Linked DNA regions of Homo sapiens: regions 1 and 3 are each linked to region 2. A link is an interaction called in ENCODE POLR2A ChIA-PET data of the cell type or tissue named here. Cell type or tissue: PC-9. All regions are shown on one strand. Each heading gives the region's core, and the rest is flanking DNA. Links, peaks and the distances in the headings are about the cores only.

The links. Peaks named below come from ENCODE experiments on the same cell type or tissue, not always from the same donor. Only the 100,000 strongest peaks of a DNase experiment are listed, where the experiment ranks them.
Region 1: POLR2A ChIA-PET joins it to region 2 with 9 read pairs; 1 of 35 experiments calls an interaction of 5 or more read pairs at or near these places.
Region 3: POLR2A ChIA-PET joins it to region 2 with 5 read pairs; 1 of 35 experiments calls an interaction of 5 or more read pairs at or near these places.

Annotation. Positions count from the first base shown.
Region 1 is chr1:23,277,726-23,288,211 of GRCh38, forward strand. It overlaps LINC01355 (long intergenic non-protein coding RNA 1355), which reads right to left and starts at 7,793. Exons shown (of 2, transcript NR_110616.1): 1 at 7,385-7,793; 2 at 3,584-6,685. In PC-9, for the core only: no CTCF peak of the experiment used is centred there; DNase peaks (open chromatin) are centred at 1,246 and 5,486; H3K27ac peaks cover 3,535 bases.
Region 2 is chr1:23,890,455-23,900,940 of GRCh38, forward strand. All of the region lies in intron 1 of CNR2 (cannabinoid receptor 2), which reads right to left. Among named protein-coding and RNA genes, the nearest start is that of CNR2, 18 kb to the right of the region's middle. RefSeq lists enhancers at 6,644-6,703, 6,754-6,883. In PC-9, for the core only: no CTCF peak of the experiment used is centred there; a DNase peak (open chromatin) is centred at 6,817.
Region 3 is chr1:24,270,936-24,281,421 of GRCh38, forward strand. No RefSeq gene overlaps it. Among named protein-coding and RNA genes, the nearest start is that of GRHL3, 43 kb to the right of the region's middle. RefSeq lists an enhancer at 7,516-8,017. In PC-9, for the core only: no CTCF peak of the experiment used is centred there; DNase peaks (open chromatin) are centred at 6,096 and 6,666; H3K27ac peaks cover 1,818 bases.

The sequences.
Region 1 (10,486 bases), core at 1,044-9,043, 610 kb before region 2:
AAAGTAGCCTCAAATTCATCCTAAGTTTTGGCAGCCAGCCTCCAAGGTGGCCCTGATGATTCTCACTTCATGGTATTCTAGCCCTGGGTAGTCTCCTCCCATACTGAAGAGGGTTGACCTGTGTGGTCAATGAGATACTGTGGAAATGGAGTCTTCCTATTCACTTTGTGGGGGAAGCCAGCTACATGAGAATATTCAGTATATGCAGAAGTCCACTTGCCTAGGAAGTGAGGTGTAGTCATGCACGTGAGCCACCTTGAAAGCAAATCCTGCAACCCTAGTCAAGCCTTCAGATTACTTTTTAAAAAAAAAAAAAAAAAGACATGGTCTTCCTCTGTCACCCAGGCTGGAATGCAGTGGCACAACCACAGCTCACTGAAGCCTCAACCTGTCGATCTGCTGGGCTCAAGCAGTCCTCCCACCTCAGCCTCCCGAGCAGCTGGGACTACAAGTGTGTGCCACCATGCCTGGCTAATTTTTAAATTTTTTTGTAGAGACGAGGTCTCACTATTGTTGCCCAGGCTGGTCTTGAACTCCTGAGCTCAAGCGATTCTCCTACCTTGGCCTCCCAAAGTGCTGGGATTACAGGTGTTAGCCACCGCACCCAGCCTGCAACCTCTTAAGAGTCAGAATCACTCAGCTAAGTGACTCTTGGATTCTTCACCCAGAGTAATTGTAGAGGATAATAAATGTTTGTTTTAAGCTGCTAAGTTTTAGGGGGGTAATTTGTTATGCAACAACAGGTAATGCATAGAAACCTGTCCAATATAACTCATGGAAATTTTGTCTTGCCATTTCATCTATTGGGATGGGAAAAGATTGAAGGACTCTTAATTGTGAACAGTCAAAAGGTTGAAAATGTTATAAGAAGTTGCTTTAAAGAGCAGCTCATAAATCAATCTTTGTAGGAAAGCTGACAATTTCCAACTATGGGGTACAGAAGTTGGGCCTTGGAGTATACTAGGTAATTCATTTTCTTAAAACTGAGGACCAGACCAGGTACTCTGTACCTCCAGTAAAGATCAATGATCACAAGGGAGAGTCACACAGGAACTAATGGAAGAAAAGGAACCCAAACTCAGACTCCTGCTGCTCCCCTCTCATTACTCGTCACATGCTTAGTTTTTTAGACCATTTCTGCCAAAGTAAACAACAGTAAATAACAGCCCAACTTACCTTTACATCTGTATTTCCTACTCCTTTTATTTCAGGCACCCATGAGTCAAACCAAACAGAACCAACCACCAGTCAAGAAAATTACGCCTTCTTAAAAACTAATCTATACCTCCTACCACACACACAATGTGATTTTTCATACAAATCACATTGTATTACACTTCAAACATCTCACTTGAGTTCTAATTATGAAGGCAGGGTCATGTTTTATGTTTTTGTGTACCTGAGGCTTAACACAGCACCTCTAGGCATATTTCAGTAAATACAGCTGGTATACGTCGTGCCATTTGACTTCTGTATTTTAGTTCCTTCTGCTTTATCATCTTAGAACACACCCTTCTCATATACCTCTGTATCTAAAATCCTGGCTTACTTCAAGTATCATCCCAAAGAAATATTCTAATTTCTACTACCACCTACCCCCATTGTCATCCTACCTCATATAAAACAGAAGTAATCCCTACCTCATCTGAACCCCCACAGAATCTAGATCTCCTACATTAAATCTTAGTTGAATGAATTAAGAGATTGAGTTCAGGACTCGTCTCCTGGAAGTCTTCCTTGAATCTGCCCTCCTTTGCTCTATCCCAACATGCACTACAATGTATTAAATCATTTGTGTGCATGCTCCACCAGCATACCCTTCCTTCTCTGATGGCACCTAGAAAGGATCAACATGCTTTCAGGACACTATCAAAAACAGTGTTACCACACTGACAGTATGGCCATTCTCATCTTAGAAATGCCTCTTTCAACTAAAAATGAATATTCTTTCTTTTTTAGATAGCAGATATATCAATTTACATGAAGAGTTCGAAGGCTAGAACAATAAGCCCAGGTACATTAAGACTAATGGTAGAAAATCGGAGGTACCAAGGCCCTATGAAAACCAAAACCACCCCACCTTCTTTGCTGCTGGCCAGATTTTGGCAGCTGAACTCAGTTAAAGTTCATGTTCCTGTTTTCTTGATAGATGTCAAAATGTAATCTAGAGCCTGCTATTCAGTATCACCTGGATGCTTGTCAGGAATGCACTCTCAAATGGTCCAGCCACCTTAGAAAATAGTTTCCCGGTTCTTTAAAATGTTAGTTACCATATGACCCAATAATTCCACTCCTAGGTATATTCCCAACAGAAATGAAAACATACTTTCACACAAAATCTTGTACATAAATGTTCATAGCTGTATTATTCATAATAGCCAAAAAATGGAAACTGATGCAGGGACACAGAAAACGTGCTATAGCCATACAATGGAGTATTATTCAGCCACAAAAAGGAATGAAGTACTGATACATGCTACAACATCGATGAACCTTGAACACTAAGTGAAAGACGCCAGGTACAGAAGTCTATAAAACGTTATGAAATGTCCAGAAGATATAAATTAAGGCAGAAAGTGGATTAACAGTTGCCAGATGCTGGTGGAGGGGAAAAGGGTGGAAGGGAGAGGGGGATGGGGAGTGATAGGTACAAGGTTTCTTTTTCAGCACGGTGAAAATGTCCTGAAATTAGAATGGTGATAGTGGAACAACTCTACATGCTAAAAAACAGTTAATTGGACAGTTTTAAAGAGTGAATTTTATGGTATGTGAAATATATTTCAAACTACTTTTAAAAAAAGAGAAAATAAATTCAAATTCTCCAGGTTGACCCCAGACCTACTAAATCAAAATCTGCATTTTAACAAGATCCCTGGTGATTCCCATACACACTGAAGTTTGAGAAACAGTGATTTAAAAGATACATGGTCAAAATTGTTCCTCTGGTTAATCTCATTCACAGAATAGTTAACTTGATTTCACTAGGGTGAATTTTTTCTGCCACAATTGCTTGCTATACAATTAAATGCTCATATTGATTCTACAACTTCTGGTTTTTCCCTCAAAAATTTGCAAAGTTTTAGTACTGGTTGGAACCTGCACCGAACTAGGAGCAAAGCCTTGGCACTTTTTCTTTTTTCTATTGAGACAGGGTCTCGCTTTGTCGCCCAGGCTGGAGTGCAGTGGCTTGTTCTCAGCTCACTGCAGCGTTGACCTCCCAGGATCAAGTGACCCTCCCACCTCTCAGCCTCCCAAGTAGCTGGGGTGAGAGGTGCACAACATCAGGCCCAGTTAACTTTCTGTCTTTTTAGTAGAGATGGGGTTTTGCCACGTTGACCAGGCTGGTCTCGAACTCCTTAGCTCAAGCAATCCTCCTGCCTGAGGCCTCCCAAAGTGCTAGGATTATAGGTGTGTGCCACCACATCCGGCACACATGTATTTTTTAATCCTCAACAGTACTGGGTATATAGAAGATGCTGTCACTTTAATTAAACCACCAGTTTTGAAGGGAGTGGCAATAACATACGTAAAGTGAACAAAGAAGGTAGAGAATCTAATGGGAAATAAGACAAAAAAAACTCACTCACTTCAGAAAAGTTTATTAAAGGTAAAATCAGATTTACAGAGTATAAAACAATAAGGGATAGAGGTGAAGAGGTTTCAAACAAACTATGAGTACAATAGAAAGTAAATTACCTACCTGGGGTTCTCACAGCACTTTTTCTTTACTTCTGCACAAAGCCTAATGTGTTTTTTAAAAAATCCTTGGAAAAGTCTCAGCAGTCATATATTCTCATGATTTAGCAGTTAAACAAAATGTCCACAATCCACAAAGAAAGAGGGGTGGACCTAAGTGACAGGGTACTAAACATATATACTATGATAAGCTCTGCTTCCTCTGTTCCAGTTCTTTAAATTTTGTGTCTGTGTTTTTTGGGGAAACGGTTATCATGCAAAATGACTGTCTTGGAAGCAGGAGTTGAGGAAAGGAAATTCTGGGCTCTCTAAAAAGCCTTCTTGCCTCCTTGGTGCAGTAAGCAGCATGTCTTGTAAAAAGCCTAACTTCTACCAGACTTATAACCATATTATGCAATTGGTACTTTTTTAACTAAGCAAATTTTATAAAGAATTTGAAACGTTTTGTGGGTACTTATAGCCAGGTACTGCACATAAATATCACACTCAAATTAAGAGTGCAGGCTCTGCAATCAGCCTGTATGGGTTCAAATATTGATCCCAGATCACAGTTATGCAAACTTAGGCCAAGTTACTTAATTTTTCTGCCTTCCTTTAACAATAAGCTTTAGTATTAGTACATACCTCAGAGAACAGTTATGAGAATTAAAAAAATATACGTAGTTTAAAACAGTACCTGGCACACACGAGTATTTAGTGTAGATGCACACAGAGCTTCTTTCATATAGAATGTGTCATATTCAGATTTACACACTAGTTATTAGTGTTAATGGGAAAATGGAATTAGCCTCATTTTATTAGATTTTGATTCCCTAAACTACAATTCTATCTGTATCATGTCAATAAAAATGAACTCCTTGAGCACATGAACTATATGCTAGTCTACCTTTGTATACTCCAGGATGGCGGAATGTGTCTTTTTACCACATGAGGTGATGCCATTAGTATATTCCAGGGCCTGGCACGACATCTATTACATGGGTGTGTAATAAATGTGGAATAATTTATTTCTGGTAATTTATGGATTATCTACAAAACCAATATAAGTGGATGTTATTAGAGACCTTTAAAAACCTATAATTTTACTCATATTTGCTGCAAATAAGAGTAATGCAAATGTAATGCTGAATGGAACTTTTGAGGCATTAAAGATTTTTTTCCTATATAGTGAGGAATAAAACTAAGACTTGATTGAAATAACTTTTTTAAAAAAAAGGATTTGAGCACAACAGGACAACAAAAATTGGCCCTTTGTACACTTCGGTGCAATTTCTGTCTTAGCTGCTGAGAAGCAGAGGAAAAGCACCACCTTGCTCAGAAACTACCTTCTCCACAATACTGAGAAACACACCAAACAGGGGCAAGGCTTTTTGAAGCTAGGAATAAAGAAGCTGCCCATCTTTACTAATAGGAAACAACGGGTTTTAAGGTACCCAGTAAGAGTCTTTCTTCAAAACAGACATCTCACTTACCTTTTCAGTATACTTCCTAAAAACATTAAAGACAGATGTAAGGCTTAGCTGGTAATTTCCATGAACTCAGTCTTTTCCTCTGACTGTGGTGGAGCAGACACGATTAAGCAGGTTTGGAAATGCTAGAAATGAATTCCTACTTCCCCTTGTATTCTTCAGATCTCATTTTCCCCCAAATTTCTGCAGTGGTTGGCTTCCATTTCAGCATCAGTCACGAAATCTTGAAGGTCAGACACAGTAAACAGGGAAGGACATAAAATTAAGTGATTTGGGCGTAGTTTTGAGTCTCACAACTTTAACAGGGATGAGTCATACATTAAAGTATGTCGAAATAAATTACAAGTTCTGTTCCTTAACGAAAATCAACTCTTAGTCAAGCTAAAGGTATTAGTTTGCTATAGTCTGAAATTCTGTATGTTCCTTTAATAAATGTTGAGGGGAAAAAAGATGTAATTCCCATGAAGACCAAACACAAGTTGATCAATTCAGTGTGAGTCTTTGTCCTTGATTTATTTTGCAGTACAAATGTGTAAAGGAAAAAACAAAGGGAATAAAAAATACTAGCAGATTGTTCTAAGTGATTTTCCAATTTGCCAATCAAATTTGAAGTATTTTATTTACCTACCAATTAAGTCAGAAAAAAGGAAGTGAATGTTAAATGATTATTAGTAGTATAAGCTTTAAGTTTAAAAGATAAGGGTTATTTAATTCAACTGTTTTCTTGGTTATAGGAAATTAGCATTCAAATTAACTTCATTAAGATAGGAGAAAAAATACTGAATAATTCATCTGGATGGAGTTAGCCAGGAAATGTCTTTATATTTTGCAAAATTATAAATTGAAACCAAAATCTGATATACTTCTAGGTTAGCAAACAAAATTCTTTTTATTTGCTTCCTATAAATCATTAAACAGGTTTGCTGTACTCACTCAGTGACACTTCAACTCCCTTTGAAACCCAAGTGACAGAACTAGGTCACTACTTTGGGAATGGAATTGTGAGTAGCTAGATCAGAGAAACACTGAGACTGACAAAACTTGCTTTTTTGGAAAATGGAAGAAAAAGTCATCAGTATGCCATAAGAGTTAGAGCATTCTGACCATAAAATCAGGCAGTTATCCTTGCTGACTGGTCCTGGATTCCAAATGACACATTCCTTCTCAATGTATTCAATCCATCAGCAGCTCAGAAGCAATCCACACTGGAGACCATTTAAAAACGTGCATTTTGCAATAACCATTATCTATCTTAGCAGCTAGAAAGGCAAAACAAAAGTTAGCATATCAAACTATCTTTAGGGGCTAGAGCAGAATATGAATTCATTAACGATAAATATAATTACTAGAAACAATGAAAACTGATCCAGAGGAATTTTAAGAAAACAAAAAAACCCTCAAAATGTCTATTATGCCAAGTACGGTCAAAGTATTCAAGCATCCTCCTCCCTCTCCACAACTTCTATTTTTTTCTCTCTTCTTTTTTCTTAAGGGGTGGGAGTCTTGCTATGTTGCCCAGGCTGGAGTGCAGTGGCTATTCACAAGTACAGTCATTGTGCACTACAGCCTTGAAGGCCTGGGCTCAAGCCTCAGCCTCCCAACTAGCTGAGACTAGAGGCACATACCACCGTCCCTGACTTACAACTTCTATTTTCAGGTTAGATTCCAGAAGTGTAAGAAGTATAAAATATCATGGATGATATTTAGTATTCACTAAACTGGAAGGAGAGCCAATGAATTTACTTATACTGCCCAATTAAATAATCAACATTGAACTCATCTTCAATCCCAGAAAAATCCATGAATGAAAACTGGACATAGCAACAATTGCTACTGATGCCAGACTGAAATAGCAAAGGGCAAGAGGAATTCATGCTACCTACTCTTCACTTTATAAAGAAAAATAAAGAAAAAATAAATTTAAAAAAGAAAAGGAATTTCATTTTTTCTGAGGAAAAAAACTGAGAAATTAAGTAAGACAGAGTTTGCAAATATATGAATGCTGGGCTCAATGTTTCTTAGTTTGCAGTTAAAAAGAAACATTCACAAGGAAAACAAATGTACATGTAAGTCACTTTCAAAGCAAAAAGATACTGCTTGGCCGGGGATGGTGGCTCACGCCTGTAGACTCAGCTACTTGGGAGGCTGAGGCAGGAGACTCGCTTGAACCCGGGAGGCAGAGGTTGCAGTGAGCCAAAGTCACACCACTGCACTCCAGCCTGGAGGACTGAGACTCAGTCTCAAAACAAACCAAACAAATAAAAAAACCAAAGCAAAAAGACACTGCTCAAAGCTAATCCATGGGCAGTACCTGCATTAAAACTGTTATCTGCAAATAAGGCAAAAATAAATACTGTTTGTTGCAGAGTGGAAATGCATCCTAGATTGGATTAAGCTAAGAGGCTTGAGAGGTGGCAACCACGGACTTCTGCTCTTAGACATCCTGGTTTGTAATATTTTGTTGTTCTGACAGCCAACTTGATCATTCTTCCTTGCATTATAAATTTTCACAGTAAATCTTACCTTCGGGGTCAGTGGTAACACCTATAATACTTGTTTGTATTTAAAATCCTCTAATATCCAATACATTTAATCACAGCCTCACTGACATCTCAATTGCCCTTGAGACTCAAAACAGAGGGGGAACTTCTGAGAAATGTAATTATTATACCTCTGTGCTTAGGTTGAAGACAACTTCATGATCTGGAGAATTAATTACTTTTTGTTTCTCTTCATGCCTGGTTTATAAGAAACTGAACATTGGACATGAGAAAAAGTAGAGGTCCTATCACTTTACAGGTGTTTTTATCATTCATTTGAAGTCTATTCCAAAGACATCAGTTATCCCACATATAAAGGTGCATATAAACTCTCACTTCAAAGTTAAACTACTCTGAGCTATTCATATTTGCATTCTTCTCTAATGGTGTAAATAATCAAGAACCAGAGAAGTTACGCCTTCATCGTAACAGCCATATTTCTCTGGCCTATATAGCAAATCCAGTTACATTTTAAAGTGTGTGCGTGGTTCTTTAAAACATTAATTTCAAACACATGAATAACATTATTGTTTTATTTAACCCAATATTCAGTGATCCCTGACTGGGTTGGGCTCAGTAACATGTCTTTCAAAAACAAAAAAAATACTAGACTCATATATATTTTTTGAGTAAAGCTGCTGGCTTTGTCTCCATACTTCCACTCTGTTCTCTTGACTCAGTTCTCAATTCAGGGCCAAAGTCAAGAGCAAAACTGAACCTGTAGGCTAGTCCTTGGTAAAAGTAAGGCAAAATGGCAACTGACTTGGCAATCTCTCCCAATTTGGGGATGCCCTGGACACAGTAAGCAGAGTCAAATGTAAACTACGTCCTAAGAAAATGGCAATTTCTGTAGTCTCAGGTCATGAAAATACATTTTTAAAAACTAATTGTCTGTTAAAATTATTTTAGTTGTGAAATGTTAACAATATCAGGATAAGGAGTTAGACAAAAAATCTTGGACATAATTTCCAGTTTTTTCCTATATATACTTTCTCAACAATCTAAAGCCACCAAAATTCTCTTCATGAAGTCTTATCCTATCTGTTGCCTAATGATGATGAAGGAGATCAGATTTGGGATTTACAGATGTCCTCCTCTGGAGACGCTTTTGCTCTGGGACTGATGGATACCAGTGCTGTTAGTCATTTCTGCTACCTGGATACAGAGCATCTGGTGTAAATTTGTGCATCCAGCCTGGCTCCCATTTTCCCCCAACAGCATGCTTAAGGAATGAAATGCTCATTTCATGTTAGTTGTAAGCAATCTACATACAAAGCATATCAGGGTACAAATTACTTAATATGTATTTTTATCATCTCCTACCTCCCTAATGCTGAACCCCACTCCATTCCCTGCAAACTTTTGTTTTAAATTTTAATTTGAGAAAATATTTTTCCTACATAATTGTCTTCTCCTAACATCTGTGGACATTCTTCCCACTTTCTTTGAAAAAGATATTATATCATGCTTCTGGAAATTAAGGGGAAAAAATCAGTGCTAAAACTAGAGGTTGAAACTAGAGGCAGATCTATAGTAGAAGTATATATTACTTTTCATAAAAATTCTCACCCAAAAAGTCCTATCAAAGGGGTTGCAAAGTTTATCTGGTTACCACCCTCCTCCCTTTCTTCTTGCCTTTGGTCCCATGAGTGAGCCTTAGAAATCATGGTCACCAGCAGACTGCCAGGGACAAAGTGAATGGAAGTTACTTTTGAGAAGGGGGATTCAGGCTGGGCATGGTGGCTCACGCCTGTACTCCCAGAACTTTGGGAGGCTGAGACGGGTGGATGACCTGAGGTCAAAAGTTCGAGACCAGCGTGACCAACGCAGTGAAACCCCATCTCTACCAAAAAGACAAAAATCAGCCAGGTGTGGTGGCAGGCACCTGTAGTCCCAGCTACTCAGGAAGCTGAGGCAGGAGAACTGCTTGAACCTGAAAGGTGGAAGTTGCAGTGAGCCAAGATTATGCCACTGCACTCTAGCCCGGGCGACAGAGTGAGATTCAGTCTCAGAAAAAAAAAAAAAAAAAAAAAAGAGAAGGCGGATTCCATCTTCCCTTTAGGTAGAGATGTGGCATGGAAGCAGTGACTGAAGCTACTGTAGTTTCATTGGCCAAAGGTTATAAATTTCTAGCCCAAACTTTCAAAGGAAAATGTCACCACTATCTTTTAATCATAGGTAAATCAGTTATTACCCTCTTCCTCTTTCATGAAAATACTAACATATGTACTCTAATACCATGATACAGCGCTATTAATCAGGCCCTTATTTTTCAATCTAAACTGAACTTTCAAGTAACTTTTAAAAAAATGCCAAAGCAAGGAAGAAAAGTGAGAAAATTTGTATTCGATTCTACAGTTATATAATCTGTGGGGGTAGTCACTTTCAAAATAAATGGACATTTTCATATGTCAATAGCCACACTTGTATTATTTACACCATTTCTCCTTGCTTTATGAAACAAATTTATATATATATATATCAGATGAAATTTCCTACTGACAACAATTTCAAAGATGCCTTACCATCTTTGTATTTTTTTTTTACAAAATTGACGAAACTTGTATATATTTACCATATGATGCTTACCATCTTTATTTCTGATTACTCTTAAGCAGCATCTTCTCCTTTCCTCCACTAACTTTTTTAAAAAGTAAATTCTTCAGTGGACTAATGGTTCCATCTGATTGATACCTTGGGTGAAATTCCTAATTTTATCTTGCTAAATAACTTAGTTTACTATAATATAAACAGAATGTACAAAGTGGAATATTTTTAATA
Region 2 (10,486 bases), core at 1,530-9,529:
AAACAGACCCGCTGGGCGAGGTGGCTCACGCTTATAATCCCAGCACTTTGGGAGGCCGAGGCAGGCAGATCACCTGAGGTCCGGAGTTTGAGACCAGACTGGCCAACATGGTGAAACCCCATCTCTACTAAAAATACAAAATTAGCCGGGCGTGGTGGTGCACTCTTGTAATCCCAGCTACTCGGGAGGCTGAGGCAAGAGAATTGCTTGAATCCGGGAGGCGAAGTTTGCAGTGAGCCGAGATCGCGCCACTGCACTCCAGCCTGGGCAACAAGAGTGAGACTCTGTCTCAAAAAAAAAAAAAAGAAATAGATCAAAGTGACCCTCTTGACCTGCTGCCCAGCTGGCTGGGCCCCTGCTGCAGTGTTCAGCCATGGGGCTTTCCTTCCACGTTTCTTCTCTTAGTCCCCCTCTGGTCTTCTTCTTCTTTTTTTTTTTTTTGAATACAGATTGTTGTTCTGTTGCCCAGGCTGGAGTGCAGTGGTGTGATCTCAGCTCACTGCAACCTCAACTTCCCAGGTTCAAGCAATTCTTGTGCCTCAGCCACCCAAGTAGCTGGGATTATAGGCGTGAGCCACCACACCTGGATAATTTTTTGTATTTTTAGTGGACACATGGTTTCACCATGTTGGCCAGCCTGTTCTCGAACTCCTGACTTCAAGTGATCTGCCCACCTCAGCCTCCCAAAGTGTTGAGATTACAGGCGTGAGCCACTGCTCCTGGCTGGCCTCCCTCTGTTCTTTGTAGCCCTTGATTGCAGTTGTAATAAAGTTTTCTGGGATTTGGGGCTGTAGACTGTGGGGTTTTTTGACCAAATCTTTTGTGTGTGTGTGTGTGTGTGTGTGTGTGTGAGCCTATGAATTATACTGAAAATCCAAATCAGGCCAGGCACGGTGGCTCACACCTATAATCCCAGCACTTTGGGAGGCTAAGGCAGGCAGATCACCTGAGTTCAGGAGTTCGAGACCAGCCTGGCCAACATGGTGAAACCCCACCTCTACTAAAAATACAAAAATTGGCCAAGTGTGGTGGTGGGTGCCTGTAATCCCAGCTACTTGGGAGGCTGAGGCAGGAGAATTGCTTGAATCTGGGAGGCAGAGGTTGCAGTGAGCCGAGATCATGCCATTGCACTCCAGCCTGGGCAACAAGAGCAAAACTCCATCTCAAAAAAAAAAAAAAAAAAAGCCCAAATCTTACCTCTTTTTATAACTACTTTGATAGCAAAACCCACCTCCTCCAAGAAGCATTCTCTGGTCTCCCTTTATTGAGTCTTACTGCACAGACCACTGTCTACCTTGTATTATATGTGTCCATTCCACATCTTGCTTCCTGGATTGTGAGCTCCTTGTCTTGTGAGTAATATCTGGGTCTGGGAGTGGAGTCATCTTTGTATCTCACTTGCTCAAAAAAGTGTCTCCTAGCACAATGGTATCCCCACAGTAGACTCTTGGTGGAGGTCTTTTGATAGCAGCCAGAGCTGAGCAAAACAGTCTTGGGGAGATGGAACTCAGCCCAGCCAGGCAAGGCAATTTGATGGCCTCAAGCTCCCACTCCTCAATCCCAAGCCCATGACAGACACTTCTCACCACTCCAAGTCCTTGTGCCTCCTGAGCCTGACCATATTTCTCACCCTAGTGTTCCTGGCCCGGAGAACCAGACTTGCAGAAAGAGGTTGGAACCACAAGCAGCAGCCCTGAAGCAGAGTGTGAACTAGAAGGATGGTGCCTGCCCAGGCTCTTGACCTTGTGAACAGGCCACCAGGACAGTCACTCCTAAAATGGGTTTGGCAGTGGAGGTGGGACAGCACTGGGCAGGGAAGGAACTTAAAATCTCTCTAGTGATATAGGTCCCAGGGGAGGTTTATTGATATAAGGCAAAATATGGAAGCTTTCCTAGAGGAGAGATGAAAAGGGCTGGCAAAGGAGTTGTTTCCTGAGTCAATTCCTTTAATAAATTCCTCCTGGGGTTTCCAGCACCTCAACTGGCATGAAGCCTGGCACAAAGTAAGCATCTAAGTATTTAAAATGGATTTATAGAATCAATGAATGTCTATTAGGAGAAAAGCAGCCTTCTTCAGACCCACTTCTGTGCTTCTTTTTCCCTTGGCTGCCAGCAAGCCCAGAGCTCAATGCAGTGTGGAAGTGCAGTCACAGGGCCATTCAAGGTCGGTTCTTGATTTATTTATTGCTCCTTTTAGTGGTTTCTAATGCCTTGCTTTTATTTTAACTGCCCCAATTTATAATGTAGCCACCTCTACTCTTTTTAAGGAAAGAATGTGTAGGCTGGGGGTGGTGGCTCATGCTGTAATCCCAGCACTTTGGGAGGCCGAGGCAGGCGGATCATTTGAGGTCAGGAGTTAGAAACCAGCCTGGCCAACATGGTGAAACCCTGTCTCTACTAAAACTACAAAAATTAGCCAGGAGTAGTGGTGGGTGCCTGTAATCCCAGCTACTTGGGAGGCTGAGGCAGGAGAATCACTTGAGCCTGTGAGGTGGAGGTTGCAGCGAGCAGAGATCGCACCATTGCACTTCAGCCTGGGCGACAGAGCGAGACTCTGTCTCAAAAAAATAAAAGGAAAGAATGTGTAATGTATAGGTTAAGAGCAAAGGATTGTTATTAAGGTCTTCTATCTATAGTCCCTTTCTCTAATGTCTACGGGTTATCAAAGAAACTCAGTCTTCCCTGTGGGGCCGAAGGATTCCATCCCCAGCCTGCTGTCCACTCACCATTCATCACCCCCACCCAGGCTGTCTGGATTCACTCAGTCTCCCCAGACCTTTCCTGGACCTTCCTTCTGCATCATCATCTCCAGCCTCTCTCCTGGGCAGAGCAGAGCTAAATGATGTCTGAGGCCTCTTTCCACTTTAGTCAAGGTTAAGTGCCAAGGCTTTAGAAGGAAACATCACTGAGTTCAAATCTCAGGTCGGCCACTGATAGGCTGTGTGACCTTGGGGAAAGTTACTCAAACTCTCTGAGCTTCAGTTTCTTCCTCTGTGAATGGGGAAACTAATCCCTATGTTCTGTATGTGCAGATTAAATAATTATTTAAAACTAATTAAGCAGGAGATTGGTTGCCTGATTGAACTATCAAGAGTGTTGGATGTGGTGGAAAGAAAACAGTCCTGAGTTCGGAATCTCAGGTGCTCAGGGTTTGAGCCCTGGCTCTGGCACCAGCTGGATCTATCCAGAAGCCACCTACTCTCTCTTGTCCCAGTATTGCCATTTGTAAAGAAGATTGGGGGATAACGATGAGTGCTTGGCACTGTGCTAGCACTTTCTACACATTATCTCATTTAAATCTCAAAACAACCCTTCAAGAATCTTATTATTTTCTGTATTTTATAGATGAAGAAATTGGGGCTCAGGAATGTTAAGAAACTTTCTGGGGGCTGGGTACCATGGCTCATACCTGTAGTCCCAGCACTTTGGGAGGCTGAGGTGGGCAGATCACTTGAGCCCAGGGCTTAGAGACCAGCCCGGGTAACATGAAACTCCATCTCTACAAAAAATACAAAAATTAGCTGGGCATGGTGTTGTGTGCCTGTAGTCCCAGCCACTCAGGAAGCTGAGGTGGTGGATTGCTGGAGCCCAGGAGAGTGAAGCTGCAGTGAGCCGTGATCACACCACTGCACTCTAGCCTGAGTGACAGAGCAGACCCTGTCTCAAATTAAAAAAAAAAAAAGGGACTGGGCACAGTGGCTCATGCCTGTAATCCCAATACTTTGGGAGGCCGAGGTGGGTGGATCGCCAGAGGTCAGGAGTTCAAGACCAGCCTGACCAACATGGTGAAACTTCATCTCTACAGTAAAAAATACAAAAGTAACTGGGCGTTGTGGCTCGCCTGTAATCCTAACTACTCGGGTGGCTGAGGCAGGAGAATCACTTGAACTTGGGAGGTGGAGGTTGCACTGAGCTGAGATCATGCCATTGCACTGCAGCCTGGGCAACAAAAGTGAAACTCTGTCTCAAAAAAAAAAAATTTTTTTAATAAAAGGAAGGAAGGAAGGAAGGAAGCAAGGAAGGAAGGAAGCTAGGAAGGAAGGAAGGAAGGGAGGGAAAGAAAGTTGGCCAGGCACAGTGGCTCACACCTGTAATCCCAGCACTTTGGGAGGCCAAGATGGTGGAGCACTTGAGGTCAGGAGTTCGAGACCAGCCTGGCCAACACCGTGAAACCCCATCTGTATTATAAATAATAATAATAAAAAAATCAGCCAGGCAGGAGAATCACTTGAACCTGGGAAGCAGAGGCTGCAGTGAGCCACGATCCTGCCACTGCACTCCACCCTGGGCAACAGAGTGAAATTTTGTCTCAAAAAAAAAAAGAAAGAAAGAAAGAAAAAGAAACTTGCTGGGGACATTGGGAATCCACTCTCTTGTCCATTTATTTGAAAACTAGGATCCCATCCAGTTGCTTTGCATTCTCCCCTCCCATCTCCAAACAAATACTTGGTAAATTAACTGACTAATTAGAAATCTGCAACACTGCCGGGCATGGTGGCTCACACCTCTAATCCTAGCACTTTGGGAGGCTGAGGTGGGCGGATCACCTGAGGTCAGGAGTTTGAGACCAGCCTGGCCAACATGGCAAAACCCCATCTCTACTAAAAATACAAAAAAATTAACCAGGCATGGTGGCGTGTGCCTATAATCCCAGCTACTTGGAGGCTGAGGCAGGAGAATCGCTTGAACCCAGGAGGTGGAGGTTGCAGTGATCCAAGGTCACGCCACTGTGCTCCAGCCTGGGTGACAGAGCAAAACTCAGAAAAAAAAAGAAAAGAAATCTGCCAACAGGACAGTTTTGTTGAGTCTTTCCAAATATCTTCTTCCTCTTTCAATTATTTTATAATTCAGCAACTTCTCTTTTAGAGAATGGACTAATAATGCTTACATTCATAACATACTTGACAATTTACACAGCCTGGGAAGGCTCACGGCTATTATGTGAGGCAGGTTTTGCTCAACTATTCCATGAGCAAATAGATTCAGAGGGGGCAAGTCCTTTGCCCAAAAACCCATAGCAAGTGGCGGACAAAGCCAGGACCTGAGTCCTTTTTTTTCTCTCTCTTTTTTTGAGACAGAGTCTCGCTCTATCACCAGGCTGGAGTGCAGTGGCGTGATCTCAGCTCACTGCAACCTCCAAATCCCGGGTTCAAGAGATTCTCCTCCCTCAGCCTCCCGAGTAGCTGGGAGTACAGGTGCGCGCCACCACACTCAACTAATTTTTTGTATTTTTAGTGGAGACGGGGTTTCATATTGGCCAGGATGGTCTTGATCTCTTGACCTCTTGATCCGCCCTCCTCGGCCTCCCAAAGTGCTGGGATTACAGCGTGAGCCACCGTGCCCGGCCAGGACTTAAGTCCTTGTGTCATGACAAGGTCAGATTGGTAAAGAGGCAGGATGGAATGCATGACTCTGCATAGGGTGAGGGGCCCTGATACCACGCACAATCTTTTGTCTTTATTTCCAGGGGCAAATCCCATCTATTTTCTCTCTCTTTTTGACTTTTATTTTTCTGACCATTTTTTCTCAGTAATGCCTTCATTGCTACCATTAGCTGGCCTTGAGTTATTGTTATTATTATTTACTTTTTGTAGAGATGGGGTCTCACTATATCACCCAGGCTTGTCTCAAACTCCTGGCCTTAAGTGATCCTCCCGCCTTGGTCTCCCAAAGTTCATGCTCAGATTACGGGCATGAGCCACCACACCCTGCCAGGCCCTAGACTTTAGTCCTTTCCCCACCTTACTGGTGGAGTCTGGACCTTCTCACCGACAAGGATTTACCCATCAGGCTGTTGGGCTTTGGAGTCAGATAGCACTGAGTTCCGATCTTGGCTCTGCCAAGTACTATTAGCTTTTTGTTCTCAAGTAAAGACACTCACTTCATTCATCTCTTTCATTCAGTTCCCTCATCCATAAAACAGGAGTAACAAGTAGTACTTGTCTCATCAGTGGTGGGGAGGCATGAAGACTAACTGAGTTAGCTCAGGCCTAATACAGTGCCTGCCACACACTAAGCCCTCCATGAATGGCAGCTTATATAGATGCTATATATGTGAACACATTAGAGCTTTCTCCTCACTTTCTCAAGTTCTTTGCTAGTTGGTAACCAATGAGAGTGACGATGTCATCTCTATTGTGCCCTTGGGCTGGTAGGAGGAGTGTCAAAGAGGGAGATGAGAGGCAGGAGGGAAGGGTGGGACAGGAAAGCAGAGGGGGAAGACCCTGTCTCCACTCAAGACTTTTAGAGATGAAAGAACAGGAAGCTGAGATTGTGCCAGGGAGCACCTGCTAGCTTGCCGTCATGACGAGAGCCCTGGATTAAGGAGATAGGAAGGATGCTGGTTCCAGTCCCAGGTGGAACTGATGGCTGTGTAACCTCAGGCACAATAGCCTCCTTCTCAGTAGGTCCATCTGCACCAGGAGTGTTTTTTTTTTTTTTTCTTCTAGAGTCTTGCTCTGTCACCTAGGCTGGAGGCTGGAATACAGTGGCGAGATCTCAGCTCACTGCAGCTGCCTCCTTCCAGCTTCAAGCAATTTTCCTGCCTCAGCCTCCCAAATAGCTGGGATGACAGGTGCCTGCCACCATTTTTCTATTTTTAGTAGAGATGGGGTTTCACTATTTTGGCCAGGCTGGTTTTGAACTCCTGACCTCAGGTGATCCACCCGCCTCAGCCTCCCAAAGTGCTGGAATTACAGGTGTGAGCCACTGCACCCTGCCAGGAGTGGTTTTTTGATGAGATCTCAAAAGGTCCTTCAAACATGGCAGTTATGCAATTAATCACATGGGGCAGAAAACAGGGGTGTTGTCAGATTGCAAAAGAGCTGGCGAGAGAAAGGCAGATCACGAAAGCCTGGGGCAGAAGTTCTCAAACTTCGTGGTCTCAGCGACCCTTTACCGTCTTAAAAGTTACCTTGGCAATAAATAGCTTTTGTTGATGTAGGTTACACCTATTAGTACTTGCTGTATTAGAGACTAAAACTGAGAACTTAAAAAAAATTAATAATCCTATTGCATGTTAATAGAATTTTTTTTTTTGAGACCGAGTCTCAGTCTGTCACCCAAGCTGGAGTGCAGTGGTGCGATCTCGGTTCAATGCAAACTCTGCCTCCCGGTTTCAAGCAATTCTTCCACCTCAGCCTCCTGAGTAGCTGGGACCACCACACCTGGCTAATTTTTGTGTTTTTAGTAGAGACAGGGTTTCACTATGTTGGCCAGGCTGGTCTTGAACTCCTGACCTTGTGATCCACCCGCCTTAGCCTCCCAAAGTGCTGGGATTACAGGCATGAGCCACCACGCCCGCCCTGAAGTAACATATTTTTAAATGAAAATAACTTTTTGTGGCAAATCTCTTTAATTGTCTGGTTTATGAGAAGGCAGCTGGATTCTTATCTCTGCTTCAGCATGCAAACTGTTGCAATATGTTGTTGTGGTTTAACTATGTGAAGAAAATAAATTTGCCACTCTCTCCTGAGTGCTTCCTTTGTGGCAGGCACTGTGAAAGGCCTTTTACAAGCACTGTGTCCTTTTCTGTTGTTGTTCAAATCCATACTATATATTTATTTTTATTTTTATTTTTTGTTTGTTTTTGAGATGGAGTCTCACTCTGTCACCCAGGCTGGAGTGCAGTGGTGCGATCTTGGCTCACTGCAAGCTCCGCCTCCTGGGTTCACGCCATTCTCCTGCCTCAGCCTCCCAAGTAGCTGGGACTACAGGCACCCGCCACCATGCCTAGCTATTTTTTTATTATTTTTTTGTATTTTTAGTAGACACAGGGTTTCACCATGTTAGCCAGGATGGTCTTGATCTCCTGACCTTGTGATCCGCCCGCCTCAGCCTCCCAAAGTGCTGGGATTACAGGCGTGAGCCACCGCGCCCGGCTTTTTTTTTTTTTTTTTTTTTTTTGAGATGGAGTCTTGTTCTGTTGCCCAGGCTGGAGTGCAGTGGTATGATCTCAGCTCACTGCAAGCTCCGCCTTCCAGGTTCACACCATTCTCCTGCCTCAGCCTCCCAAGCAGCTGGGACTACAGGCGCCCACCACCACGCCCGGCTAATTTTTTGCATTTTTAGTAGAGACGGGGTTTCACCGAGTTAACCAGGATGGTCTCGATCCCCTGACCTTGTGATCCGCCTGCCTCAGCCTCCCAAAGTGCTGGGATTCAGGCTTGAGCCACCACGCCTGGCCAATTTTTTTTTTTTTTTTTTTTTTTTTTTTTGAGACAAAGTCTCACTCTGCTGCCCAGGCTGGAGTGCAGTGGCACGATCTTGGCTCACTGCAAGCTCCGCCTCCCAGGTTCAAGTGATTTTCCTGCCTCAGCCTCCTGAGTAGCTGGGATTACAGATGTGCACCACCATGCCCAGCTAATTTTTGTATTTTTAGTAGAGACGGGGTTTCACCATGTTGGCCAGGCTGGTCTCCAACTCCTGACCTCAGGTGATCCAACCACCTCCACCTACCAAAGTGCTGGGATAACAGGCGTGAGCCACCACACCTGGCCCGTACTATATATTATTTTTAAATGTTTTCATTCTATTTTTGATGGACAAATAATAATTGTATATATTTATGGAATACAATGTGATATTATGATACACGTATCAAAATTGCTAAAAGAGTAGATTTTAAATGTTACCACAAAGAAATGCGCTGTCTCCTTTATCCTCCAAACTGCCCTTGGAGATAGACTGTCTCATTTTCACGATCTTATCTATGAGGAACCAGAGGCTCAGCTAGACTGGATTTGCCGAGGTCACAAAGTTTGTAAATGGCAGAGTCAGAATTCAGACTCATATATCTGGTGCCAGACCCTGACCACAGAAGTTGGGCAGCCTAGATGTGAAACCACCTTTGCAAAATTATGACTGAGACTGTGAAAGAGATCTAACTTAACTGACTCCATCTTGCTTCTAACCTCCAAGGTGTCCTTGTTCATTCCTGGGCTGAACTAACTTTGGGAGAAACTTAGTTTAAAACTAAGACAATAACAGCCCTTTCCCAAAGTACACCTCCTTCTTGGCTGGGGACTAGATTGCCTTTGTAGGACTAATATTAGGCACAAGATTAGAAATTATGGTTTAGGGTCTGGTGTGGTAGTTCACGCCTGTAATCCCAGCACTTTGGGAGGCTGAGGCGGGTGGATCACTTGCGGTCAGGAGGTAAGACCAGCCTGGCCAACATGCTGAAACTCCGCCTCCACTAAAAATACAAAAGTTAGCCAGGTGTGGTGGTGCATGCTGTAATACCAGCTACTCGAGAGGGGGAGGCAGAAGAATCACTTGAACCTGGAAGGTGGAGGGTGCAGTGAGCTGAGATTGCGTCACTGCACTCCAGCCTGGGCGACAGAGGGGTCTCTGTCAGAAAGAAAGAAAGAAAAGAAAAAAAAGAAAGAAAAGAAAGAAAGAGGGAAGGAAGGAAAGAGAGAGAGAGAAAGAAAGAAAGAGAAAGAAAGAAAGAGAAAGAAAGAAAGAGAAAGAAAGAGAAAGAAAGGAAAGAGAAAGAAAGGAAAGAAAGAAAGAAAGGAAAGAAAGAAAGAAAAGAAAGAAAGAAAGGAAGGAAGGTTTAGGAGTCATGCAGCTGGAGGCTACAAGATTCTGACCCTCCCTAAACTGCTCCTGCGATCAGTGCTTGAGATACTTTGCAGACCCTGCACTTGATGGATCAGCTGGCACCACCCAAATCCATAAACTGGCTCATGTGATCTTGTGGCCCCCACCCAGGAACTGACTCAGCGCAAGAGGACAGCTTCGACCCCCTGTGATTTCATCCCTGGCCAATCAGCACTCCTGGCTCACTGGCTCCCCGCAACCAAACAAACTGTCCTTAAAAACTCTGATCCTTGAATGCTGGTGGAGACTGATTTGAGTAATAATAAAATTCCGGTCTCCCGCACAGCCAGCTCTGCATAAATTACTCTTTCTCTATTGCAATTCTCCTGTCTTGATGAATCGGCTCTGTCTAGGCGGCAGGCAAGGTGAACCCCTAGAGGCTTATAGACGGAGGGGCATGGGGTCTCTCTTATACTTCTGGGCAACCATCTCTTCCCTGATCTCTTTTTTTTTTTTTTTTTTTTTGAGACAGTTTCACTCTTGTTGCCCAGGCTAGGGTGCAATGGTGCAATCTCGGCTCACTGAAACCTCCGCCTCCCAGGTTCAAGCAATTCTCTTGCCTCAGCCTCCCAAGTAGCTGGGATTACAGGCATGTGCCACCACGCCTGGCCAAGTTTGTATTTTTAGTAGAAATGGGGTTTCTCCATGTTGATCAGGCTGGTCTTGAACTCCCAACCTCAGGTGAACCGCCCGCCTTGGCCTCCCAAAGTGCTGAGATTACAGGCATGTGCCACCGTGCCTGGCCTCCCTAATCTCATTTTTATCCTTCCCACCTTGGACCATTTTACCGAGCCACGTTTCCAGCTACCAACCAAATTGTCCTTAAAATCTCTGATCCTCGAATGCTGGGGGAGACTGATTTGAGTAATAGGACACTAGA
Region 3 (10,486 bases), core at 1,119-9,118, 380 kb after region 2:
GATACATTCCATCAATACCTAGTTTATTGAGAGTTTTTAACATGAAGCGGTGTTGAATTTTATCGAAGGCCTTTTCTGCATCTATTGAGATAATCATGTGGTTCTTGTCATTGGTTCTGTTTATGTGATGGATTACCTTTATTGATTTGCATATGATGAACCAGCCTTGCGTCCCAGGGATGAAGCCAACTTAATCGTGTGGCTAAGCTTTTTGATATGCTGCTGGATTCAGTTTGCCAGTATTTTATTGAGGATTTTTGCATCGATGTTCATCAGGGATATTGGCCTAAAATTTTCTTTTTTTGTTGTGTCTCTGCCAGGTTTTGGTATCAGGATGATGCTGGCCTCATAAAATGAGTTAGGGAGGAGTCCCTCTTTTTCTATTGTTTGGCATCGTTTCAGAAGGAATGGTATCAGCTCCTCTTTGTACCTGTGGTAGAATTCGGCTGTGAATGCGTCTTGTCCTGGGAGTTTTTTGGTTGGTAGGCTATTAATTACTGCCTCAATTTCAGAACTTGTTATTGGTCTATTCAGATATTTGACTTCTTCCTTGTTTAGTCTTGGGAGGGTGTATGTGTTCAGGAATTTATCCATTTCTTCTAGATTTTCTAGTTTATTTGCGTAGAGGTGTTTATAGTATTCTCTGATGGTAGTTTGTATTTCTGTGGGATCAGTAGTGATATCCCCTTTATCATTTTTTATTGTGTCTACTTGATTCCTTCTCTTTTTTATTCTTTACTAGTCTGGCTAGCGTTCTATCTATTTTGTTAATCTTTTCAAAAAACCAGCTCCTGGATTCATTGATTTTTTGAAGGGTTTTTCGTGTCTCTATCTCCTTCAGTTGTGCTCTGATCTTAGTTATTTCTTGTCTTCTAGCTTTCGAATTTGTTTGCTCTTGCTTCTCTAGTTCTTTTAATTGTGATGTTAGGGTGTCAATTTTAGATCTTTCCTGCTTTCTCCTGTGGGTATTCAGTGCTATAAATTTCCCTCTAAACACTGCTTTAGTTGTATCCCAGAGATTCTGGTATGCTGTGCCTTTGTTCTCATTGGTTTCAAAGAACTTATGTATTTCTGCCTTAATTTTATTATTTACCCAGTAATCATTCAGAAGCAGATTGTTCAGTTTCCATGTAGTTGTGCAGTTTTGAGTGAGTTTCTTAATCCTGAGTTCTAATTTGATTGCACTGTGGTCTGAGAGACTGTTTGTTATGATTTTTGTTCTTTTGCATTTTCTGAGGAGTGTTTTACTTCCAACTATGTAGTCAATTTTAGAATAAGTGTGATGTGGTGCTGAGAATAATGTATATTCTGTTGATTTGGGGTGCAGAGTTCTGTAGATGTCAGTTAGGTCCACTTGGTCCAGAGCTGAGTTCAAGTCCTGAATATCCTTGTTAATTTTCTGTCGCATTCATCTGTGTAATATTGATAGTGGGGTTAAAGTCTCCCACTATTATTGTGTGGGAGTCTAAGTCTCTTTGTAGGTCCCTAAGAACTTGCTTTATGAACCTGAGTGCTCCTGTATTGGGTGCATGTATATTTAGGATAGTTAGCTCTTCTTGTTGCATTGATCCCTTTACCATTATGTAATGCCCTTCTTTGTCTTTTTTGATCTGTGTTGGTTTAAAGTCTGTTTTATCAGAGACTAGGATTGCAACCCCTGCTTTTTTTTTTTTTTTTGGCTTGGTAAATATTCCTCCATAGCTTTATTTTGAGCCTATGTGTGTCTTTACACATGAGATGGGTCTCCTGAATACAGCACACCAATGGGTCTTGACTCTATCCAATTTGCCAGTCTGTGTCTTTTAACTGGGGCATTTAGCCCATTTACATTTAAGGTTAATATTGTTGTGTGAATTTGATCCTGTCATTATGATGCTATCTGGTTATTTTGCCCGTTAGTTGATGCAGTTTCTTCATAGTGTTGATGGTCTTTACAATTTGGTATGTTTTTGCAGTGGGTGGTACCAGTTTTTCCTTTCCATATTTAGTGCTTCTTTCAGGAGCTCCTGTAAGGCAGGGCTGGTGATGACAAAAATCTCTCAGCATTTGATTGTCTGTAAAGAACTTTATTTCTCCTTCGCTTATGAAGCTTAGTTTGGCTGGATATAAAATTCTGGGTTGAAAATTCTTTTCTTTAAGAGTGTTGAATATTGGCCCCCACTCTCTTCTGGCTTGTAGGGTTTCTGCAGAGAAATCAGCTGTTAGTCTGATGGGCTTCCCTTTGTGGGTAACCCGACCTTTCTCTCTGGCTGCCTTAACATTATTTCCTTCATTTCAAACTTGGTGAATCTGACGATTATGTGTCGTGGGGTTGCTCTTTTCAAGGAGTATCTTTGTGGTGTTCTCTGTATTTCCTAAATTTGAATGTTGGCCTGTCTTCCTAGGTTGGGAAAGTTCTCCTGGATAATATCCTGAAGAATGTTTTCCAGCTTGGCTCCATTCTGCTTGTCACTTTCAGGTACACCAATCAAATGTAGGATTGGTCTTTTCACATAGTCTCATATTTCTTGGAGGTTTTGTTTTTTCCTTTTCATTATTTTTTCTCTAATCTTGTCTTCACACTTTATTTCATTAGGGTGATCTTCAATCTCTGATATCCTTTCTTCTACTTGATCGATTCAGCTATTGATACTTGTGTATACTTCACGAAGTTCTCATCCTGTGTTTTTCAGCTCCATCAGGTCATTTATGTTCTTCTCTAAACTGGTTATTCTAGTTAGCAATTCCTCTAACCTTTTTGCAAGGTTCTTAGCTTCCTTGCATTGCTCCTTTAGCTCAGAGAAGTTTGTTATTCCCCACCTTCTGAAGCCTACTTCTGTCAATTCGACAAACTCATTCTCCCTCCAGTTTTGTTCCCTTGCTGGTGAGGAGTTGTGATCCTTTGGAGGAGAAGAAGTATTCTGGTTTTTGGAATTTTCAGCCTTTTTGCACTGGTTTTTCCTCATCTTCATGGATTTATCTACCTTTGGTGTTTGATGTTGGTGACCTTCGGATGGGGTTTTTGTGTGGACATACTTTTTGTTGATATTGATGCTATTCCTTTCTGTTTGTTAGTTTTCGTTAAAATAGTCAGGCCCTTCTGCTGCAGGTCTGCTGGAGTTTGCTGGAGGTCCACTCTAGACCCTGTTTGCCTGGGTATCACCAGCAGAGGCTGCAGAACAGCAAAGAATGCTGCCTGTTCCTTCCTCTGGAAGCTTTGTCTCAGAGGGGCACCTGCCAGATGCCAGCCAGAGCTCTCCCGTATGAAGTGTCTGTTGATCCCTGCTGGGAGGTGTCTCCCAGTCAGGAGGCATGGGGGTCCGGGACCCACTTGAGGAGGTAGTCTGTTTCTTAGCAGAGCTCGAGCACTGTGCTGGGAGATCCACTGCTCTCTTCAGAGCCAGCAGGCAGGAACGTTTAGGTCTGCTGAAACTGCGCCCAGAGCCACCCCTTCCCCCAGATGCTCTGTCCCAGGGAGTTTTATCTATAAGCGCCTGACTGGGGGTGCTGCCTTTCTTTCAAAGATGTCCTGACCAGAGAGGAGGAATCTAGAGAGGCAGTCTGGCCACAGTGGCTTTGCTGAGCTGTAGTGGGCTCCACCTAGTTCAAACTTCCCAGAGGCGTTGTTTACACTGTGAGGGGAAAACCGCCTACTCAAGCCTCAGTTATGGCGGATGCCTCTCCCCCAACCAAACTCGAGTGTCCCAGGTCGACTTCAGGCTGCTGTGCTGGCAGCGAGAATTTCAAGACAGTGGATCTTAGCTTGCTGGGCTCCATGGGGGTGGGATCCACTGAGCTAGACCACTTGGCTCCCTGGCTTTAGTCCCCTTTCCAGGGGAGTGAATGGTTCTGTCTTGCTGGCATTCCAGGCACCACTGCGGTATGAAAAAAAACTCCTGCAGCTAGCTCAGTGTCTGCCCAAACGGCCATCCAGTTTTTTGCTTGAAAACCAGAGCCCTGGTGATGCAGACACCCGAGGGAATCTCCTGATCCATGGGTTGCGAAGACCATGGGAAAAGCGTAGTATCTGGGCTGGAATGCACCGTTCCTCAAGGCACAGTCCTTCATGGCTTCCCTTAGCTAGGAGAGGGAGTTCCCCCAATCCCTTGTACTTCCTGGGTGAGGCAACGCCCCACCCTGCTTCGGCTCACCTTCCGTGGGCTGCATCAACTGTCTAATCAGTACCAATGAGATGAGCTGGGTACCTCAGTTGGAAATGGAGAAATCACTGCCTTCTGTGTTGATCTTGCTGGGAGCTGCAGACTGGAGCTGTTCCTATTCAGCCATCTTGTCGGCCGCCCACTTGTTATTGTATTTTTAAGAAATATTTTCCATCCACAGTTGGCTGAATCCTTGGAACAGAGGGCTGACTATAATAACTATTGTTGTTATCCAAAGCCTCAGAGCTGTCCTTGAATCCCCTATTCCTTACCTCTGCAAGTACCTCTTTTGACTTACTTCAAAATTAAGTCTAAATCCAGCCAGGGTTTGGCATGTCTATTGCTGCCACTCTAGTGCATGCCACCTGGATTCCTGTAATTGTTCTCCTGGCTTCCACTCTTGGTCCCTGCAGTCCCCACCAAGCAGGCAGTCATCTTGATCTTCAGATGGCTAAATCAGAGCATGACACTGAATGAAAAACCCAAGCCCTTCCCCAGGATCTGCAAGAACTGAGCCCTTCTGGTCTCTCCACCTGTGTGTTGATCAGCTCCAGCCACAGTAGCCTTCTTGCTGTTCCTAGAATGGACCACGCTTGCTCTTACCACAGGGCCTGTGCACTTGCCAATTCCTCCATTTTCCTGCCAGGATGCGGTCAAGGCTGTCCCATTCTCATGACTCACACTTCAGCTCACACATCCCTTCCTCAAAGCAGGCTTTATTTTTAAAAAATGTTTATTTATTTATTATTTTTATTTTTTGAGATGGAGTTTCACTTTGTCACCTAGGCTGGAGTACAGTGGTATGATCTCGGCTCACTGCAACCTCCGCCTCCCGGGTTCAAGTGATCCTCTCACTTCAGCCTCCTGAGTAGCTAGGATTAGAGGTGCCCGCCACCAAGCCTGGCTACTTTTTGTGTTTTAGGAGAGATTGGGTTTCATCATGTTGGCCAGGCTGGTCTTGAACGCCTGACCTCAGGGGGTCCACCCTCCTCTGCCTCCCAAAGTGCTGGGATTACAGGCATGAGCCACTGCGCCTCACCTAAGCAGGCTTTTATGACCCCCTTTTCAATGTTGCCCTCAACATATGGGCATCACTTTCTTCACAGCAGCATTTGAAATGATCATTTTTAGTGGTTTATGGTTTGATAGCTCCTATGAGGGGCATATCTTATCTATTTTGTTCAGCTTTATGTTCTCAGAGCCTAGAGAGCGTGCCTAGAAAATACTTACGGGTATCATACATATTTTGCTAAATGAATGAATAAAGTTATGACTGCTATTATTGTAACTTCTTTTCTTTTTCAACAAGCATACCCTGAGGTATTGTAACTCCTTAAAATGTCTGCAGTAAGCTAAAAGCAAATGGTAGGTTTCAAAACAGTATGGCACCATTTTCCCTTTTCTAAAATTTTGTTTCCAAAAACATATGCACACACATATCCATGTTTACACATACAGATGCATATAATATACATAACACACACGTACATTATACATACCCAAATGTATATACAAACATCTATAAGGGGATACATCAAAATATTAATATTTTTCTTTACAATCAAGATACATATGTTTTAAAATCAGAAATAATCTATAAAACAATTTCCATTTCAAAAACATCAAAGTTAAAACAATGTTTTTGATAAAGAAAACAAACAACAGGAAAAGGAGAATGTCCTAGGACCTCAGCTTAAGCCAATGAACAGCACCTTTCATTTTATTTCCAAATTCCTGACAGCCAAAGGGGTCTTGTGCTGCTCCCAGACATCACACGTGCTGGTCTGGAGAGACATGGTCTTTCCTGATGTTCAGCTCCGGGAGGAACAGAGCGAGCATGGGAATGTTGAGATAAAGGGCGTTGTGCAACATGGTGAACAATGTCCTCAGCTTCGTCAGTGACACTGACACATTCTTCAATAACTATTTGTCACATCCACCCTCTATAAAAACTAGGGTATAACATCAAATCACAACTCAGCAAAGATATTTTTGCATGTGACAAAACTTAAGTGCTTGCATACATTGCCCAACTCGTGGATGGAATCACAGGCTCTTATATAATGCTGACAGCATGCCAGGCTGTGTTCTAAGTGCTTTACATATATTAACTGGTTTAATTATCCTATTAACCGTAGGAGATGGGCACTGTCATATTGCCATCATCATACCCATTTTACAGATGAATAAACTAGGTACAGAAAAGTTAAGCAACATGCCTAAGGTCATACAGCTAGTCAATGGTAAAGCTGAGATTTGAACCCACGCAGGCTGGCTCTGGCACTCTGGGCTCCTTACCACTAAGCAACACTGCCCCCCAAAAACCAGGGGCCTGGGGCAGTTACGCATTCCTTTCGACTCACACTGACTTGTCTTCTTGTCCACCCAGATATTTTGACATTCGATTAATTTAATCAGCCTAGCCAGGCATATTCCATATGGCATCATTCTTCAATTAAGCATGGCTAAAGGCAACTGGCTTGTAGGCTTGGCACAGTAGTTTAGAATGGCAGGAATGTGTGTTTTGGGGGCAGATTGCCTAGGGTTTGAATCACAGCTCTAGCGCTTTTAGCTGTGTAACAGGAAATGTAACTGTTCCAAGCCTCAGTTATATCATCTAGAAAGTGAAAGAACTAACACTGACGTCTTATTGGGGTTGTGGAGATGAAAGGCTATCATCAGTATGAATGTGTCTGTCCTAATACCCAATTCTGTTGAGAAGGTATGTGATAAAAATTAGCTATTGAGAGGCGAAGCCCACCAGCCATTCATTTATTCAGTTTCCTCTTCCATAAAATGGGGAATAATCATATTTACTTCGTAGGGTCGTTCGAGTGATTTAATCCAATAATGAATGTACAGTGCTTAGCACATGTACTATCCGTGCTTAAAAGTCAGTTATCATTGTTGTCATCACTTGCTGCTAGTATAACAAGGTGGGCAAGAGTGGAGGCTTGGCCAGGCATAGTGGCTCACGCTTGTAATCCCAGCACTTTGGGAGGCCGAGGAGGGTGGATCCAGGAGTTCGAGACCAACCTGGGCAACATCATGAGACCTCATCTCTACCAAAAATAAAAAAAAACTAGCTGGGCATGGTGGCACGTGCCTGTAGTCCCAACTATTTGGGAGGCTGAGACAGTGGAATCAATAGAGCCCAGGAGTTCAAGGCAGCAGTGAGCTGTGATCAGGCCACTGCACTTCAGCCTGGGCAATGGGAATAAGACACTGTCTCAAAAAAAAAAAAAAGAAAAAAAGATTGGGGGCCCTTCAAAGTCACCCAAGCTGGGCTAAAACCATGGATTCCGGGGCAGGTTACATCATCTTTCTAAACCTCACTTTCCTCATCTGAGAAATGGGATAATAACAGTCCAAATGTGACAATGGGTGTAATGCTTTGGCATGCTGCCCGGCAATTAAGCCCTTAGCTACTATTCTCTCTAATGTATGTTTACTGGCTGCCCACTTGGTCCTAAGCACCTGTCCCTCTTGGGCAGGAGTGGGCTGATTCTCCAGCTGAGGAGTCCTGGGCTGGGGTCAAGGGTCTCCATTTGAGGATCCTTGGCTTATAGACCATCTGGTCCATGGCTGACACACATACCACACTAGAATGACCAGCTGCCCCCAGGAAAGCGAGCCTGGGTCCTGGCAGAGTGGGTGGGTGGAAGACAAGCTGTCTCAAAGCTCAGAAATGAGCACGTCCTAATGCCTCTGAGCTTGGCAGTCACCTTTGGGAAGCTGATACCCACCTTCAGGGCCAGACACCCAGTCCCAAGTCCTGGCCTGAGGGCCAGGGGAAGCTCTGGTCTTGCCAGCATCCCAAGCAGTCGCTTTGTGCCTGAACAGAGCTTCCTTTGTGTGGTGGCAGCAGCAGATAACTGCTCCTGGGTGGCAGGTTACTCACTGAAGTGCAATCCCTGATTTACTAACTGGAGCAATTGCTAGGCTGTGCCAGCAAGGCTACCGTGTTGGCCTCCAGGGGCAGGTGCCACAAGGGCTGTCACTGTATCCTGGGGAGGACCCCAGAGCCTCTATTCCAAGATGTCCAAGCTACATCCATTGACCCCATAGTGGGGTTTGGAACTTCAAGAAGGGGCTGGGCGCGGTGGCTCATGCCTGTAATCCCAGCACTTTGGGAGGCTGAGGCAGGTGGATCATTTGAGGTCAGGAGTTCAAGACCAGCCTGGCCAACACAGTGAAACCCCGTCTCCACTAAAACATACAAAAATTAGCCGGGCAGTAGTGGCACATGCCTATAATCCCAGGTACTTGGGAGGCTGAAGCAGGAGAATTACTTGAGCCTGGAAGATGGAGGTTGCAGTGAGCTGAGATCGAGCCACTGCACTCCAGTCTGGGCAACAGAGTGAGACCTTGTCTCAAAAAACAAAACAAAAAAAAAAACAAAAAAAACACAAAAAACACAAGAAGGTCCTTAGAAAACCCTGGACATCTTCAAGCTAATGGATCTAAAGTTTTTCTGGTGCTAACGGCAACCCCGCCCAGCAGGAATTATCATCTGTACTTTGTAGATGAGGAAACTGAGGCTCAGAGAAGTTGAAGTTAAGCAAGTGGCCCAAAGGACCTCAGCCAATCCAAAAGCCTTTCTTGCTGCCCAGTCCTGACATCCCTGGTGGTGGTGAAAACAGGGGAAGCCTGAGGGTACTGATTAATCACCACCGTTTAATCTCGTTGAAAGCAGTTATTAAGTTGGTGCAAAAGTAATTGCGGTTCTTGCCATTACTTTTAATGGCAAAAACTCGTCAACTTTTGCACCAACCTAATACCATGTGGCAGGCACAGGGTCAAGCAATGAGTGTGTATGGTCTCCTTCCATCTCAACATCACCTCCCCTGAGAGAGATGTCATTATTCCTCCTAACAGAGGAGAAAACTGAGACCCATGGAGGTTACTTGTGTGATCCCACAGCTGCTAAGTGGCAGAACCAGAATTTGAACCCACATTTCTCTGTGAGTAAGACAGATGGTGAATTATTACCAAATATTGATTGAAGCAGGAGTTGGTAACATGACAAGTCTTTTAAAACCCAGTTTTATTAAGTACAATACACATATGTACAGAAAAGTGTAATATACATTATAGAAAAGTGCACCAATCATGAATTTTCACAATCTGAACACCGCCATCCATACCTAGGTGCAAAAGCAGAACTTTCCCAGTAACACACACCCCCTCACTCCCCTGTCCTGACCATTATCCTGACTTCTAATCTCATCAGTTCATTTTGTCCTTTAGCTAAATGAAATCACACATCGTGTGTCCTTTTGTGCCTGGCTTCTTTCATAATTATGTTTGTGTACAGGAAGCCTGTTTTTCAATGTTTTATTATGAAAGTTTTCAAACATCACAGCAAAAGTTGAAAGCATTTTATAGTGAATATCCTTAAACTCACCATTTAAATTCTATGAATGTTGTACTGTACTTGCTTTTCTTTCACATAAAGCCATCCCTCTAGACATTCATTAATGCTTCGACTTCATTATAAATTTTAAAGTAAATTGCAGACATCAATACAATTTCCTTAACTACTTCAGCATGCACATATATTTGCTCACAACTTTTATCCTTTTGATGTAAAATTTATATATGATGAAATGCACAAGTGCTTTTTATTGAGTTTTCATAAATGCATACACCTGTGATCCCAAACCCTCTCAAAATAAAGAATATTCCCCTCACTCCAGGAAGTTCCCTCATGCCCCTTCCCAGTCAATACTCTCCCCTCCAGCACACTAGGCAACCCACTGTACCAATATTTTTCCACAGTAGATTGGTTTTGCCTGTCCTGAAAATTCATATAAATGGAATGATACCTTATATAATCTCTCATGTAAGGCTTTTTTCATTCAATGTAGTGTTTTGAGATTCATCCATGTTGTTCCTGCATATCATTAATTCATTCCTTTTTATTAATGGGGAGTATTCTTTTGTAGGCCTATACTGCGGTTCGTTTGTCCATTTTCCTATTGATGGACACCCGGGCTGTTGACAATTTGGGGCTATTATGAGAAAGGTGCTATGTGCACTCTTCTACAAGGCTTTTTGTGAATTTGTGTTTTCATTTCTTTTGAGTAAATACTTAGGAGTACAACGACTGGGTCACAGGGTAGGTGTATGTTTTATTTTACAAAAAAATGACAGATCTTTTTCCAAGGTGGTGGTACCATTTTATTGCACCACCAACAATGTATCACTTTGTCACCAACAATGAATGAGAGTTCCAGTTGCTCCACAGCCTCATCAACATTTGGTCTAATTTTATTTTATTTTATTTTATTTTTGAGACAGAGTCTTGCTCTGTCACCCAGGCTGGAGTGCAGTGGCACGATTTC